Linked DNA regions of Mus musculus: region 1 is linked to region 2. A link is a loop called in an ENCODE intact Hi-C map of the cell type or tissue named here. Cell type or tissue: gastrocnemius. All regions are shown on one strand. Each heading gives the region's core, and the rest is flanking DNA. Links, peaks and the distances in the headings are about the cores only.

Region 1 (8,394 bases), core at 323-8,322, 69 kb before region 2:
ACTTAAACAATTATGTAACAACACAGTGAGGATTATTACATAATATAAAGTATTTAAACATCACTTCTTAGTTAGCATCGATTTTATTGAGCAACACTCGCATCACTTTCGACGTCGCTGCAAGTGTACTGAGATGCGATTCAGTACAAAGGAACAGCACGTTATGATACATTAGGAGGATGTCTAAGGTAACTGGAGAAACCAACCCTGGGACATGACAGTTACGCTTTCAGGGAAAAGCAAGGGCTACAGGAGTACCCAGGGCCAGGGGCTCAGAGATATCACAGAACTCTTTCACTGTGCCCCTTACCTGGCCATGCGAATGCAGGAGCTCATATGTGTCATATGTGTCATATGTGTCATAGCTTGCTAAATTAGACCAGTGAGTACTTAAGCATTTCATAAGGACACAGAGTCAGAGGAGATGCCATGAGTACTTGAAAGGTTCTATCCCCTCCTCCTCATGGTCATTTGCTCTAAGACTGACCACAATCTAGCCTTCTTCTCATGCCTGCTTCCCCAGCTGGAACCCAGGGCCTCTCACTCCAGAGCTATAATCCCAGTGAAAGAGGCTCATGGCCCAGGGGTCTAATTCACAACATTATTTGTACCTACTTGAAATCTGTAACACGTTAGTTTTCAACAACAAAAAAAACCTCTATGTTTCATTTAAATTTCAAGCTCAAGTTATTATAAATGCCATTTCCTTTTCGTTAATTAATTTATTCACTCTACATCCCAGTAACAGCCTCTCTCCCTCCTCTCTCCTCCTATCCTCCCTCCCCTATTTCGAATCTTCCCTAGGAGAATAACTCAAGGTAAATATCTAATATCACATAATTTTAAATTCCTTTTAAATCACTGTCTTAATGAGAAAGTATAAATACCTTAGCAAACTTTTTAAAGATGTAGTTTTTAAAAAATTATGTGTATGTTACTAGCTGGTACAAGACCCCCGACACATATAGAGCAGAAGACTGCCTGGTCTGACCTCAGTCAGAGAAGATGCACCTAACCCTCCAGAGACCTGAGGCTCCAAGGGAGTGGGGAGGTCTGGTGGGGTGGGGGTGGGCATGGGGACATCCTCTTGGAGATGAGGGGGAGGGATGGGATGAGGAATTGTCAGAGGGTGGACCAGGAGGGGGGGTGATGACTGGATTGTAAAACTTTCATAAAGTATACTAAGAATTTCACAAATTTCTATTCAGTGAACTGAACTCTTTTTTGCAATGATAGGCCATTAAATATAGCATTCACACAAAATGGACATTTTTAATCACCTAAAATATTGAAAATATTTTAATTTGCAGTGGGTTTTTTTTTGTGACTGGATATATTAATGTTCCTCTGAGTAGTATTGGCAATTGGTTCAGAAGAGAAACTCAATGAAATAAGAATAGTATTTATTCATGGTGATCAATTAAATTATTTGCCTAATTTAAGGAAACTAAATACTATGCATAACTAAATTTATTTGCAATTCTCAGTTTGATTTGAGGTAACAGAAGAGAGTCTAAGTCTACCTGTGGAATATGTTGTTTTATTTTCAGTGTTTAGGGTTACATTTAAACATAGTTGGTTTGGGAAAACGACATATAATTTTAAGTTAACCTGCATGCTGTAAATGTGTTTAAATAAAGGAAAATCTTTTTTGAAATGTAAATAATAAATAAATAAATAAATAAATAAATAAAAGTAGCCAGGCAGTGGTGGCGCACGCCTTTCATCTCAGCACTTGGGAGGCAGAAGAGGGTGGATTTCTGATTTCGAGGCCAGCCTGGTCTACAAAGTGAGTTTCAGGAGAGCCAAGGCTACACAGAGAAACCCTATCTCGAAAACAAACAAGCAAAAAAAAAAAAGTAATAAAAAAATTGGATGGATATGTTTCATCATGAATAAATGAGATAATCAATATAAAAAACAATCTGTGGGCCCACTGTCCTCTACCCCTGCATGGTGTACAACTGTGGGTCCCAGAGCGCTCTTGGAATAAAAGCCCTCTTGCAGTTTGCATCAAGACTGTTTCTCATGAGTGATTTGAGGTGTCACCTCTCCTGAGTCAGAACGTGGGGGAGTCCTCACATTGTGGGTCTTTCATTTGGTGCATTGGCTGGGAAACACGGCCACACCTCACACCCGAGAACCCACTTGGAGGTATGGGGATCCCCTCTGGAATGTGTGCGTGTTGGCTGGTGTCTCTGTTTTCTGAAAGGAATGTGCGCTTGTTGTGTTGGGTTGTTTGTCTGTGTCTCATCCTTTGTTTCTGAAGCATGGCGCAGCCTGAGTTTGGATCTGCCTGAGTTTTAGATTCTGATCCGCCTGAGTTTATTCTGATCAGCCTGAGTTTGGATCTGCCTGAGTTTGGTTTCTCTGGTTTTGGTTGTCCCAGTGGAAGTGGACGACATTGTTTGTAGACGATGGGGTTTTCTGAAACGAGTACTTTGTATTTGCAGCTGTCCTCTCAGGCCGTAAGGACTGGAGGACTATGGTTGGCAGACATGCTAGGAGGACCACAGGCTGCCACCCTGGGGGATGCCCTGGGAAGTGGGAAGAGCCAGGAACGCATGGTAGTCTCTGGAGATTGGTCAGATGGACTGAGTTCTGTTGTTGAAGTGGTAGCGTCCCCCTCTGAAGTCGTCTAATTCTTTTGCCTGCTTGTGGAGGACACGAAAGGGTCATGTGTGTCTGGATCTGTTGGTTTCTGTTTTGTGTGTTTTTGTGTATGTGTTTAGAGCTATGTGAAAATCTAGAGAAGCGAAGGTAATTTGTACTTTGTACCCTGACTAGAGATAGTTTACACATGAGAGAAGGGGTTTGAGAAAAGCAGTATTCTCCGACTATTTGGTGAGAGAGAAAAAGAAAAAGTAAATAGTATCAATTGATCTTTGGAGCCCTACACCTGTAGTGAGAAGTCTAGTGTGGCTGGAGAAGCCCTGCTAGGAGCTGATTGTAAACACTGCTCTTAAAGGGACCAGCAGCTTCTCAAGTTCTATGGTAAGGGAACTGATGGCTGTTTTTCCTACAAAATCTCTGTGCTTGTGATTATTGGATTCATCAGGTAACAAGGAGCTCCTCTCTTGAAATTACAGCTAGAAAAAATTAAGAATTTTGTTTGGTTTAAATAAGCAAATGTCTGCAGCCATTTCATTTTTGTTTCTGAATGGTTTTAAAGGTATAAGTATGTTTTATATGTCTTGGTTATAGATTATTGGCTCATAAGGTATTGGTTATGAATAAAAATTTGTAACATTGGTAACAGAAAGTTGGCTTAAAACTGGTAACTCTGGGTTGGAGTAATTTAAAACTACAACATGCAGCATGAGACAACCCGTGGAAACAGATCTCTAAAGATACGCCTGAATTGGGTAGTATTCTATGTAATTCTTACCTAGAAACCAGACTTATAAAAGATAGGATTTAGGGCAGTGTCTCTTTGAGGTATTGGGGGCTGCACCTTCTTGCATTTGTGTGCAGGAACAAGCAGCCAAACTTTGTAGCAAGTAATGTTTTTGGTGTTGATTTTTAAAGAAAATGGATTGTTTACAGTGTTAAAATTGGGTTTTGCTTCCCAAAATTGTGGTTGTGCTCTGGTGTTACAAGAGAAATCAAAAGTGAAGGCTTCTCCTGAATCAGAGCCACCAGCTAACCCAAGGGCTTCTCCAAAATCTATCCCGAGACTGAGAAGCCTCCTGAGTGGCCTAGTCCACTACCTCCCTCTTATCCACAGCCTCAACTGCCACCCCACTTGGGGCGGCGAGAAGCAGACCCGCTGCAGGTACACTGAGCTGCAGAGCTCAGAGTCCGGATGGACTCCAGTGGACCCGTCCAACCTTCAACCCCTTCAGTATTGGCCATTTTCCTCTGCTGATCTTTATAACTGGAAAACTAACCACCCCCTGCTCCTTTCTCAGAGGATCCCCAACGCCTCACAGGGTTGGTGGAGTCCCTTATGTTCTCTCATCAGCCTACTTGGGATGATTGTCAGCAGTTGCTGCAGATAAAGAGCGAGAGAGAATTCTATTAGAGGCTAGAAAAAATATCCCGGGAGCCGACAGGCAGCCTACACAGCTACAAAATGAGATGGACATGGGATTCCCTTTGACTCGCCCCAGTTGGGACTACAACATGGCTAAAGGTAGGGAGAGCTTGAAATCCTATCGCCAGGCTCTGGTCTCCTAGGCACCTCAAAATGGCCCACTAATTTCGCTAAGGTAAGAGAAGGTGTATTACAAGAGGTAGACAGTTACGTGATCTAGTGAAAGAGGCAGAGAAGGTGTATTATGTGAGGGGGGAGGTGGGAGGCAGAAGAAAGAGAGAGGTGGGAGGCAGAAGAAAAGAAAGAGAACAGGAGGGATCGTAGACAAGAGAGAAATTTGACTAGAATTTTCGCCGAAGTGGTAGGAGATAAAGAAAAAAGACAGGACCTAGACAGATAGGGAACCTGGGCAACAGAAGACCAATGTGCTTAACAGAATTAGGTGAGTTGGGGTACCGAGCCTCAGCTAAAAAGGCTCAGCTGTGTCAGACTGAAGTTACTTATTTGGGATACACCCTTCGAGACCGGAAGCAGTGGCTAAAGGAAGCCAGAAAAAAAAGACTGTAACTCAGATCCCCACCCCAACTACACCAAGGCAAGTAAGAGAATTCTTGGGTACCGCTGGCTTCTGCAGGCTTTGGATACTTGGGTCTGCAACCTTAGCTGCCCCGTTGTACCCCCTAACCAACGAAGGGGAGGTATTTGTGTGGACCCCAGATCACCAGAAAGCCTTTGATGAAATTAGACCCTGTTGCCAGCAGGTGGTTTTCTTGCCTGAAAGCTATTGCTGCCATAGCTCTACTTGTCAAAGATGCGGATAAGCTCACTCTGGGACAGCAAATAACAGTAGTGGCACCCCACGCTCCTGAAAGCATTATCTGATAGCCCCCTGACCGATGGATGACCAACGCTCGAATGACACATTATCTGAGCTTTGTTGACTGAATGAGTGACCTTCACTCCCCCTGCTCTTCTCAATCCCGCTACCCTACTGCCCGAGACTGATGACCCTTCACCTACTCATCACTGCGCTGACATTCTTGCAGAAGAAAATGGAACTCAAAATGATCTGAAGGATCAGCCTTGGCCTGGGAGTCCGAGCTAGTACACGGATGGCAGTAACTTAGTGGTTGAAGGTAAGCAGAAGGCAGGGGCAGCAGTGGTGGACAGAAAGCAAGTGATCTGGGCCAGCAGCCTCCCTGAAGGGATGTTGGCCCAGAAAGCCGAACTTGTGGCTTTGATACAAGCTCTACGAATGGCAAAGGGGAAGTCTATCAACATCTACACTGACAGCAGGTATGCTTTTGCCACTGCACGGAGCAATATAGAGACAAAGAAGGCTGTTGACATCTTCAGGGAAAGACATAAAAAATAAAGAGAAAATTTTGATCCTCCTCGAGGCCATACACTTGCCAAAAAGGTGGCCATTATACATTGTCCAGGACACCAGAAAACTCGAGATGCTGTGGCTAAAGGGAATCAGATGGCTGACCTAACTGCCAAACAGGCGGCCCAAGGAGCAATGATCCTGGCAGTCAAGGAGCCTAAAGATTATTATGATGTCAGAGAGACCAGCTTTAGATACACCCTCGAGGACTATCAAGTTATGGACAAATTAGGACTGTTAAAGGAAACCTCGTATGGGATAGTAAAAACAGAAGAAGGAAAAAGTAGTTCTCCCACGGGAAGAAGGACACAAGTATGTTACCAACTTAAATTACTTGACCCACTTGGGGGCCAAGAAATTAAAAGGTGTGGTCAGGTCCTATGTTATAGGACTCTCTGACTTGGCAGAAGAAATAGTCAAAAGCTGCAAGGCCTGTGCTATGACTAATACAAGACACTACATGTATACTCCTGAGAAGAGGCTTGGGGTGACCTGCCTGGGGCCTACTAAAAGGTAGATTTTACAGAATCTAAGCTAGCTAGATATGGCAACAAGTACTTATTAGTGTTTATAGACACCTTTTCAGGCTGGGTAGAAGCTTTTCCCACCAGGACTGAGACAGCCAATGTGATGGCCAAGAAGATCCCAGAAGAAATCTCCTGAGGTTTGGGATACCCAAGGTAATCGGGTCTGATAATGGATCTGCCTTTGTTGCCCAGGTAAGTCAGGGGCTAGCCAAGATATTGGGGATTAATTGAACAGGCCCCAAAGCTCAGAACAGGTAGAGAGGATGAATAGGATCATTAAAGAGACCCTTACCAAATTCACAGCAGAGACTGGCGCTAATGATTGGATAGCTCTCCTACCCTTTGTGCTCTTCAGGGTTAGAAACACCCCTGGTCAAGTTTGGGCTGACCCCCTATAAGTTACTCTACGGGGGGCCCCCTCCACTGGCAAAAATAGCCTCTGTACATAGTGCTAACAATGCTGCTTTCCCAGCCTTTGTTCTCTAGGCTAAAGGCGCTTGAGTGGGTGAGACAGTGAGTGTGGAAGCAGCTCCAGAAGGCCTACTCAAAAGAAGAAGACCTGCGGGCTGGTGAGATGGCTCAGTGGGTTAGAGCACCCGACTGCTCTTCCGAAGGTCCAGAGTTCAAATCCCAGCAACCACATGGTGGCTCACAACCATCCGTAACGAGATCTGACTCCCTCTTCTGGTGTGTCTGAAGACAGCTACAATGTACTTACATATAATAAATAAATAAATCTTTAAAAAAAAAAAAAAAAAAAAAAAAAAGAAGAAGACCTGCAAGCCTCACATTGCTTCCAAGTTAGAGATTCAGTCTACATTAGATGCCACCGTGCAGAAAACCTTGGAAAGGCCCTTATCTTGCACTCTTCACCACCCTACTTTCTACCCTTATGGGACCCCTTTTGATTTTGCTTCTGCTTTTAATTATAGGTCCATGTGTGTTAGAGAACAAGACTTAGTACAGTGCAGCTTTTAGTTTTCAGACAACAGTACCATGCCCTAAAGGATCAAGTGTGCCAGGGAGAAGATAGTGTCTAGTTCCAAGATTAGAACTACTAACAAGTAGAAGTGGGGAATGAAAAAGTGAGACATAAAAACAATTCTAGGCCTTTAGGCCCAGGCTTGAGAATGTGACTTTTGTGACTCAATGCTCCAAGGCATGCTAATCATAAAACAGATAGCTACATTCCTCCACCCACCTACTTCCTGTGTTCAGGGAGTTTTCATTCAAAGAAAGTCACCCTGACCCACCCTGACCTTTGCTGGAACCCGCTATGCAAATGTGCTATTGTTAGAGGCTTATAGAAAACTGTCTTTCCACTTCCTTGTGACTCTTAACTGGTATTTTTGGTATTTTCCAACAATGCCCTCCCCACCCCCTTGAGTTGTGTTTTGTTTTTTTTTTTCCTTTAAATACCCCCTGACCCAGCTACTGGGGGGGGTCACAGTCCTCTACCCCTGCATGGTGTACAACTGTGAGTCCCAGAGTGCTCTAGGAATAAAAGTCCTCTTGCAGTTTGCATCAACAAACAAAAACAATCTGTGTATGTCAGTATGTGCACTGGCATAAGTATAGATGCCCGCAGAGGGCAGAAGACTGCATCAGATCCCCTAGAGCTGAAGTAACAGTTATTTGTGAACTGCCTGACATGGATGCTAGGAACCAAACTGGTTCTCTGGAAGAACAGTAACTGCTCTTACCCTCTGAGCTATGCCTCCAGCCGCAATTTATAAAGGTTTTTAACTTTTAAAGTATTTACCTGGGTCTGTGTTTGTACTCGCATCATGACTTCCCACTGCTTTCTTTCGTACAGAGGCCATGAAATGCAGTCCTGCTGAAGTATTAATATCATCTTCTAACATTTCTTAAATATAAAACAAAATGCAGAAAGCAATCACTAAGAGCCAACGTTGTCAGTGGAAGCACAGTAACTGGAGGTGGGCGTCGGGATGTTATCCACGTACACTGTCTACATGAGGTACTGTATAAACTACATCTTGAAGACACAGTGAATCAAACCCACACTTGTAGAGGACACTATAGGTCACACCCAGAAACCTAGAGCCTTCTGCTCTAGCTAATGAAGATCCAGTAGGAGCAATGTGATGAGATCGTTATTGTAGGAAACCCACCCATCCAACACGTGGAAAGTAGAATTGAATGGATAAAGCTGAGAACAGTCAGATAAGGCTTCCATAGCAGGACTACCAGAGAGGTAAGGAAGGCTAGGACTGGTTACTGCGTAATCAGGGAAAGTAAAAGGCAGAACTTGGGGGTTTTTGGTTCGGTTAATATTAATATAAATGGAGAAATGTTCTTTGGTATAGCACAATACACATCCACTGGTGTACTACACACTTGTGTAAAACTGGCATCATACAAGTGACACTGTTCTAAGCGGATTCATGTTTTTTAACATATGTGTACGTTCTATGAAAAAT
Region 2 (8,394 bases), core at 211-8,210:
GGTTGCTTGCAGAGCATTTCTGCGGCATGTACAGATCCACAAACTCACTGGCATCGTTCTGCACACTGAGGCCATGTCTGCTCACTAGTTCAGCGAGGGAGCAGAAAGGACTAGGTAAGTTAATTAATGGTAGAATTTCTCACTGAAAATTTGAATTATGTCAATGATCCTTATAATTAGAAGGAGAGGGGCTGGAATAGTAGCTCAGAGGTAAGAGCACTGGCTACTCTTCCAGAGGTCCTGAGTTCGATTCCCAGCAACCACATGGTGGCTCACAACCATCTGTAATAAAGTCTGGTGCTCTCTTCTGGCACATAAGCATGTATGTAGGCAGAATACTGTACATAATTAACAAATAAATAATTTTTAAAAAATAATTGTAAGGGGATTATGTAGGTTTCCCCACTCTAAGGTGTGAGTGCTATATCATATTTTGTGAATGGCACTCCTGGATTATTAATGCCTTATGGCCCACCTCTCCTATCCCAGCACTGAGGTTACTTTATAGCATACTCACAAAAGACACAATATTAGGAAACACTTCACTGTTTTGGTAGTGCAAGCATAAGAAATTCAACACTCCCTTGATATGAAGAAACTTGATATGATGAAAAAAAATTGAAAACAAAAGCTTTCACCTAGATAGATGCCTCAATTCTCTGTAAATGCTAACGTATACATTAAAACTGACACACCCACCTGCCATACCCATCCTCATTTTCTGAAGATGCTAACTTGTACATTGTAACTTTAACACACACACTCTGATGTTTTTTGAGGCCACAGACTATTCCTATATCTTACCAGGAAAAGCACATATTTAACATATATCAAACCTAACTTAGTATTTGAATAAAGGAAAACTCACTTGACCCAACCAGGATACTCTGGGCCAGGGTTTTTTCTGCTTGATACTTGTTGATGTCAAAACTTCTAATCTCATCTCCATGCTTGTTGAGATACCAATGACCAATCAAGCAAAGCCAGTCACAAGATCCTGTGAATAATAACAGCAATAACAAATAGCCTGAAATATTTACAAAGGATAGGTTTTCTCAACACTGACAAAATAACAGATGGAAACCACCTAAGTAAGGGAGGAAAGATTTGCTGTGGCTTCATTTCAGAAGGCCCAACTCTCAGTGGGCTGTTTGCACAGAATACCCTGCTGTAGGAGCACAGGGAAGAGCAGAGTCTTCGCCTCACAGGAGAAAGAAAGCAGAGGGAGTAGGGATAGTGGACCAGGATTAGCCTTCAAAGGTGCACCCCCAGTGACCTATGTTCTCAGACCAAACTCTTTAAGTTTCTAGAACCTCTCAAAACAGTATCACAAGCTGGAGACAGAATATTCAATCAAGATAATGAGCCTACGGGAGACATCTGAAAGTCAAATGGTAACACTGAACATGTTAATTTACAAGTTGGAGAACTTTTAATACATCTATAAAAATTCTTTTTTTAAAAAAAATTTATTTATTTTTATTTTATGTGAATTGGTGTCTTTCCTGCATGTATGTCTGTGTGAGGCTGTTGGATCTCCTGGAGCTGGAGTTACAGTTGTGAGCTGCCATGTGGGTTCTGGGAATTGAACCCACGTCTTCTCGAAGAACAGCCAGTTCTCATAACTGCTGAGCCATCTTCTTCAGCCCCAACAACTCTCTTTTTAAAAGGTAAGAAATTGCATTCTGTATTTCATCCACATCCTGAACAGAGGCAAAATGTATTTGCTTTCTTAATACGCTACTTCTCAGACAGTGGCCATAAACATAGTTTCATATGATCTGCATTTCTCAGTGTAGCTGACTATATTTTAGTAAAGAACGGCAAATTCCCTAGCCTCCTGCTCTGCCGATTCCCTTGACGTTAAGGTAGACTGTGGGATTACTCTGGCCAAGAGAGTACAATGGAAGGGACACTATGAATTTCCAAGGCTAAATCACAAAAGGGGAGAAAAATCCCTGGAGTAACCATTTATGAAACTCCTCTCACCAAGTAAAGCAAACGACCGTCAGCCCACACAGCTGTGAGCAAGTCCAAACTAGCTCACCTGAAGAAGCCTCCACAGTCCTGTTGCTACTGCACATGAAGTTGCAGCTACTCCAGAGGCTGAGGCAGGAAGACCAAATTCAAGGCTTCTCTGCCCAGACCTGAATTTATGGCCAGCCCGACCCTGCCTCAAAATGAAAAGAGCTGCCATACCACTGTTTTGGCACGTGAGGTGGGGGGGGGACATTTTTTTCAACTCAGGTTCTTCCCAAATGATTCTGGTTTGTGATAAATGGACATGAAACTAACCAACCAGTGTCAGCGAAGAATCAGAAGCTCAGGTGTTCCAAATGAAGGATGATTTAACCACACAAGGCGGCCAAATGAAGCATTTTATTCTGCATCAAAAAACAAAACAAAAATGCTATATTATTCAATGCCAAGTTTCCTAAATTTGATGACTACTCATGTAAAATAGCATTACCAGAAATATGCATTATTCTGAGTATGACAAGTGAATATAAGACTATTTAATATACGCAATCATCTTCAAATCAAAAGCTATTTCTAGGTAGTTTAATAATTCCTAAATACTATACATATGCACATGTAAAGAGAAAAATAAGGTACAGCAAAACATAAGGAACTGGTTAATCTAAAATACATATTTAATTACATTATGCAACTTTAAATGCAAAATTGATAAAAGGCAACAGGAGAAAACCCAGCACGACTGAGTTAATCATCGTTAGATTCTACTGGTGACAGCAACTTGTTAGTTTTGGTTTTGAGGGATTAATTGTATTATGTTTTTTGTCTAATGAGTCCTTCTAGATGTGAAAGACACTTAAAGATTTATGCAAAGGATTTGTTTGGGAAAAGATAGACATATTTTTTTTTTCAAGTAAAGCATAAAAGATAGAAAGACAGCAAACCCACTTCAAGATTTCAGTACGGTGCGCTACAGAATCACGTACAACCTCCCGTCACTTAGAATTCTAACAATCACCTCTCTCCTGGGATGCAGCAAACACCATTTTCTGACGCATACTGCAAAGCCTCTCAAAACACTGATGCTACTGGATAGACCAAGCACTACACAACAGACACTGCAGATGGAAGAACTGATTTTTAAAAAAAATCCGCTCCATGGCGCAAAAATATATGTATGACAGGAGTAATCTGCCCAGTCTACGGGAACCGGGGAAAGGTACCTTTATTTCAAACAAATCGGAGCATACAATTTCAAGAAAATCGCTGACGTCCCGGGCGGGGTTTGTGCTACGGAGGATGCTAGGAACCCGCGTCCATCCCTCACTGCTCTGCCGTCCGCTGGGGTCTCCTCAGAGGTTTCCTCGTGGCTGTGGCCGCAGAGTCCTGCCCGGAGGTCCCCTGTGGAGGTGTGAGGGGCCACGGCGGGGAGGGGACGCCTGCGACCCAAAGAAGGACCTGGGCGGGACGGCGGGCGGCCGCGAGGAAAACGGAAGTCCCCACAGCTAGCCCGGAGACCCTGGGAGGCGGGGGGCACGGGGACCGAGCCCCTGGGGAAGGTCCCAAGGCCGCCACCTCCCACCGAGGACCGCAGAGGCTGCGAAGCCGCTGAGCCCTGGAGGAGGCCGCGCCCGCCACCCCAGAGCCGTGTCCAGGCGACGCGTGGGCGGGGCCGCCCCACTGCGCATGCTCCATGCCGCTCCGTGGGCGGGCACCTGACGGATCCCCGCCCGCCCCGCCTCCTCGGCGTAGCCAGCTTTGCGCCGGGGTTCTGGGAGAGCGCTGCAAGCCTGCCAGAGTGGGTTACCTCCACCGAGTCTGTCCTGCCCTCCTGCTCTCTCCTCAGCTCGGTAGTCCTTTCTCTCTCCATCCATCCCTGGCTTCCCCTCGTGCAAGACTTTTGAGTTTCCGAGCTCTCCGTGGAGCTTGGCATGAGAATGCCTTAAGAACCAACATTTAGATCTGCGCTGTTAAGAGCAGTTGTTGCCTTTGTGGAGGACCCGATTTCAGAGTCCCAGCACCTACGACATAACCCTGAGTAACTCCAGTTCCAGGGCATCTGACACTCTTTTGTGGCTTCTGTGGGCACCAGCTACAAAGGTGGTGCACATACATACACGTAGGCAAAACACTCATAAAATAACAAGTTAAAAAACAACAACAACGGGCTGGTGAGATGGCTCAGCGGTTAAGAGCACCGACTGCTCTTCCAAAGGTCCTGAGTTCAAATCCCTGCAACCACATGGTAGCTCACAACCATCCATAACAAAAATCTGATGCTCTCTTCTGGAGTGTCTGAAGACAACAGTGCACACACATATAATAGATAAATAAACAAACAAACAAACAAAAACCAACAACAACAACAACAAAAACTTGCCGGGCAGTGGTGGCACGCCTTTAATCCCAGCACTTGGGAGGCAGAGGCAGGCGGATTTCTGAGTTCGAGGCCAGCCTGGTCTACAGAGTGAGTTCCAGGACAGCCAGGGCTACACAGAGAAACCCTGTCTCAAAAAACCAAAAAAAAAAAAAAAAAGTCTCTAGCCAAAACTTCAGCTAAAATTAGACAATAAATCGTGTTGGTCATGGAATTCTTCACATGTCATGAAGGATTTATCACAATTGGTTATCGATCAAATTAACTCATAAAAAGAATACTCGTCTTTTACCTGCTCAAACAAGGAGCAAAAGTTCAACCTTAACTCATCTGTGCACTTTGCACAATCCACACAGGTATCTTACAGTACTAAACTGTTGGTTGTAAGATTCACGTATTGCTGAATGTGCAGCTCTGACAAGGTTCATCCGCATGGACGCTGAAATGAGCTGCTGCTCCAGCCCCCTCCCTTCTGATGCTGTCTCCAGAGACTTGCTTCTAGAGCAGCTTCAGGAATAGCCCCAGGTTCCAGACGGATTAGGTTCATCCAGCCTTTCAGACAGCTCCAGTCAGAACCTGTCAAGCCCTGAGCCTTCTACGTATACAACGACTGGGTAACAGATGCTAGTGCTAGCTTTCTTAAGCCTAACCACTTCTTCCACTTTCCCTCCTCCTCCCACCCCTTAAAAATATTTGTCAACCCAATTCAGCAGGAGGAAGTTGTGGACAGTTGCTATCCCTATCTCTCGATTATGGTTATTTCATAAATTATAGGTAGGCTATCATTTTAAGGGATAATTTGGAAATGGTCATAATTTTGAATAGGGAGGAAACTAAATAGAGGGCTTAGGCTTGGAGCTTTCTGTCTTTCCTCTCCTCTCCTCTCTCCTTTCCTTCCGAGGTAAAAGGAAGGAGGTTAAAGGGAAAGAGAGGATAGAGTGATAGTATAGAAAGTTAGATATATGGGATGGATTACTAAAATTATTCTTAAACAAAGCATTGCATAGCCATAATCTAACATTGGTAGAAATCTTTGTATTTGATGCAAACTTGAAGTTATAATTCCTTATATTGGTACAGAATTTATAAATTGATATAGGTTTAAGGTTTCCATCCGTATAAATCTTTGAATATTGTTACAAAACTTGAAATTAATATTGTTACACTTAGGCATTGTGCCTATGCAACTCACTTAAGAATATAAAGCTTTGCCCGGCGTGGTGGTGCACGCCTTTAATCCCAGCACTCGGGAGGCAGAGGCAGGCAGATTTCTGAGTTTGAGGCCAGCCTGGTCTACAAAGTGAGTTCTAGGACAGCCAGGGCTACACAGAGAAACCCTGTCTCAAAAAAAACAAAACGAGAATATAAAGCTTTGACCTGATCCTTCTATAGCTGCTATTACACACGGTCTAGGATAATTAAGTAATGCAAGGTAAGGGCCAGATGCCAGACAGTAAACTCATAGTCATATTCGATTCTGATTTAATTATAATTAGGTGCTTTCATTTTTATTCAGCTAGAAATACCTAAGAGCAGTAGTTTAACAGTTCAGATATACTAGTCTTCAAAAGCATCAGAAATTCACAGATTATGACATTTAAAATAATTGCATTATTAATAGATTTTTGACTACGAGACATGTCTGCTGTTGACAGTACCCTCACCCTTCACGGTACAAAGAAGATACTGAGCATCACAACCTCCATAGAGAGTTGCTCCAGTTGTGGCAAAGTAGCCACTGGGCCAGAATTGCCCTAGTTCATCTGCAGGCAAAAAATACTGTCCAGGAAAGGACACATGATATGGGATAGTTGACAGCTTAGCTCTGTCAAGACAGAGTAATTCCTGCTTCTCTTAAGGTCTGTCAAATGGTTCTGGGCCAGGGCTGAAGACATGTACATTTCTGGGTTAAAAATTTTGAGATGCATGGGTGGCCCCATCCTTCAACTGGGGGCAGTGCCTAACTACTGGGGGTGATCTCTACAGGTTGTATCTCCCCTTTTGTTGGATATTTCAGCTAAAGTCATCACCACTGGGTCCTAGGAGCCTCTCTCTTCCTTAGCATCTATGACTTTCTAGTGGCTACCTCCAGCTCCCTATTCCCCACTGCTATGTTTCTATTCAGTTTCCTGACACTCTGTACTTCTCCCCAGAACCTGCCAATGCTTGATCCTGCCCCTCCCAACCTCCCCTCCTTTCTCCCTCCCAGGTCCCTCCCTTCCTCTACCTCCTATGATTGTTTTGTTCCCTGTTCTATGTAGGACTGAAGCATCTACACTTTGGTCTTCCTTCTTCTGAAGCTCCATAAGTTTTGAAGGTTTTATCGTTTAAGTACTCTTGAGCTTTTGGGCTAATATCCACTTACCAGTGAGTGCATACCATGTGTGTTGTGACTGGGTTACCTCACTCAGGATGGTATTTTCTAGTTCTATCCATTTGCCTAAGAATTTCATGAACTTATTATTTTTACTAGCTGAGTAACTGTGTAAATGACCACATGTATTTATTCTTCTGTTGAGGGACATCTGGGTTGTTTTTAGCTTCTGGCTATTATAAATAAGGCTACTATAAACACAGTAAAACATGTGTCCTTTGTTATATGTTGGAACACCTTTTGGGTATATGCCCAAGTGGTATAGCTGGGTCTTCAGGTAGAACTATTTCCAATTTTCTGAGGAACCGCCAGATTGATTTTCAAAGTGGTTTTACTAGCTTGCAGTCCCAACAGCAATTGAGGAGTGTTCCTCTTTCTTCACATCCTGCTGTCACCTGAGTTTTTGATCTTAGCCATTCTGACTGGTGTGAGGCGGAATCTCAGGGTTTGGATGGGGGAAGACCAGGAAAGGGGATAACATTTGAAATGTAAATAAAGAATATCCAATAAAAAAAATGCAAAGAATCGTCCGAAGGTCCTGAGTTCAAATCCCAGCAACCACACGGTGGCTCACAACCATCGGTAATGAGATCTGACACCCTCTTCTGGTGCATCTGAAGACAGCTACAGTGTACTTAGATATAATAATAAATAAATCTAAAAAAAAAAAAAAAAGCCAGGCGTGGTGGTGCACGCCTTTAATCCCAGCCCTTGGGAGGCAGAGTCAGGTGGATTTCTGAGTTCGAGGCCAGCCTGGTCTACAGAGTAAGTTCCAGGACAGCCAGGGCTATACAGAGAAACCCTGTCCCGAAGAACCAAAAAACAAAATAAAACCCTCAAAAACAAACAAACAAACAAAATGCAAAGAAAAAGAACTTCTGAGGGAATCACCATCCCTGACCTCAAGCTGTACTACAGAGCAATAGTGATAAAAACTGCACGGTACTGGTACAGAGACAGGCAGGTAGATCAATGGAATAGAATTGAAGACCCAGAAATGAACCCACACATCTATGGTCACTTGATCTTTGACAAAAGCCAAAACTATCCAGTGGAAAAAAGACAGCATACCAGCTATGGTCCAGGGAGGATCCAGCTATACCACTCCTGGGCATATACCCAAAAGAGGCAACAACATATAACAAGGACACATGTTTTACTGTGTTTATAGCAGCCTTATTTATAATAGCCAAAATCTGGAAAGAACCCAGATGTTCTTCAACAGAGGAATGGATACAGAAAATGTGGTACATTTACACAATGGAATACTACTCAGCTAGCTAAAATGCTGCCTTCATGAGATTCTTTGGCAAATGATAGAACTAGAAAATATCATCCTGAGTGAGGTAACTCAGTCACAAAAGAACACACATGGTATGTACTCACTGATAAGTGGATATTAGCCCAAATGCTTGGAATACCCAAAACACAATTCACAGACCACATGAATCTCAAGAAGAAGGAAGACCAAAGTGTGAGTGCTTCAGTCCTTCTTAGAAAGGGGAACAAAATACTCACAGGAGCAAATACAGAGACAAAGCGTTGAACACACTGACGGAAAGGCCACTCAAAGACTGCCCTACATGGTGATCCATCCCATATACAGCTACCGAACCCATACGTTCTTTTATTATTGGGAATGGTTTTCACTATGCTAGGTTTTGTT

Evidence for each region. Hi-C counts contacts between places; a loop is a spot of excess contacts. Peaks named below come from ENCODE experiments on the same cell type or tissue, not always from the same donor. Only the 100,000 strongest peaks of a DNase experiment are listed, where the experiment ranks them.
Region 1: a loop joins it to region 2, with 2.4 times the contacts of the local background. A loop is called at or near these places in 2 of 42 quality-filtered maps.

What each region holds. Positions count from the first base shown.
Region 1 is chr15:8,233,187-8,241,580 of GRCm38, reverse strand. It overlaps Cplane1 (ciliogenesis and planar polarity effector 1), which reads right to left. Exons shown (of 53, transcript NM_001162906.1): 38 at 7,713-7,817. Among named protein-coding and RNA genes, the nearest start is that of Gm41265, 14 kb to the right of the region's middle. In gastrocnemius, for the core only: no CTCF peak of the experiment used is centred there; a DNase peak (open chromatin) is centred at 5,229.
Region 2 is chr15:8,164,296-8,172,689 of GRCm38, reverse strand. It overlaps Cplane1 (ciliogenesis and planar polarity effector 1), which reads right to left and starts at 3,584. Exons shown (of 53, transcript NM_001162906.1): 1 at 3,201-3,584; 2 at 2,296-2,384; 3 at 869-997. The coding sequence starts at 949. It also overlaps the pseudogene Gm46494. In gastrocnemius, for the core only: no CTCF peak of the experiment used is centred there; a DNase peak (open chromatin) is centred at 3,655; H3K4me3 peaks cover 1,688 bases; H3K27ac peaks cover 1,231 bases.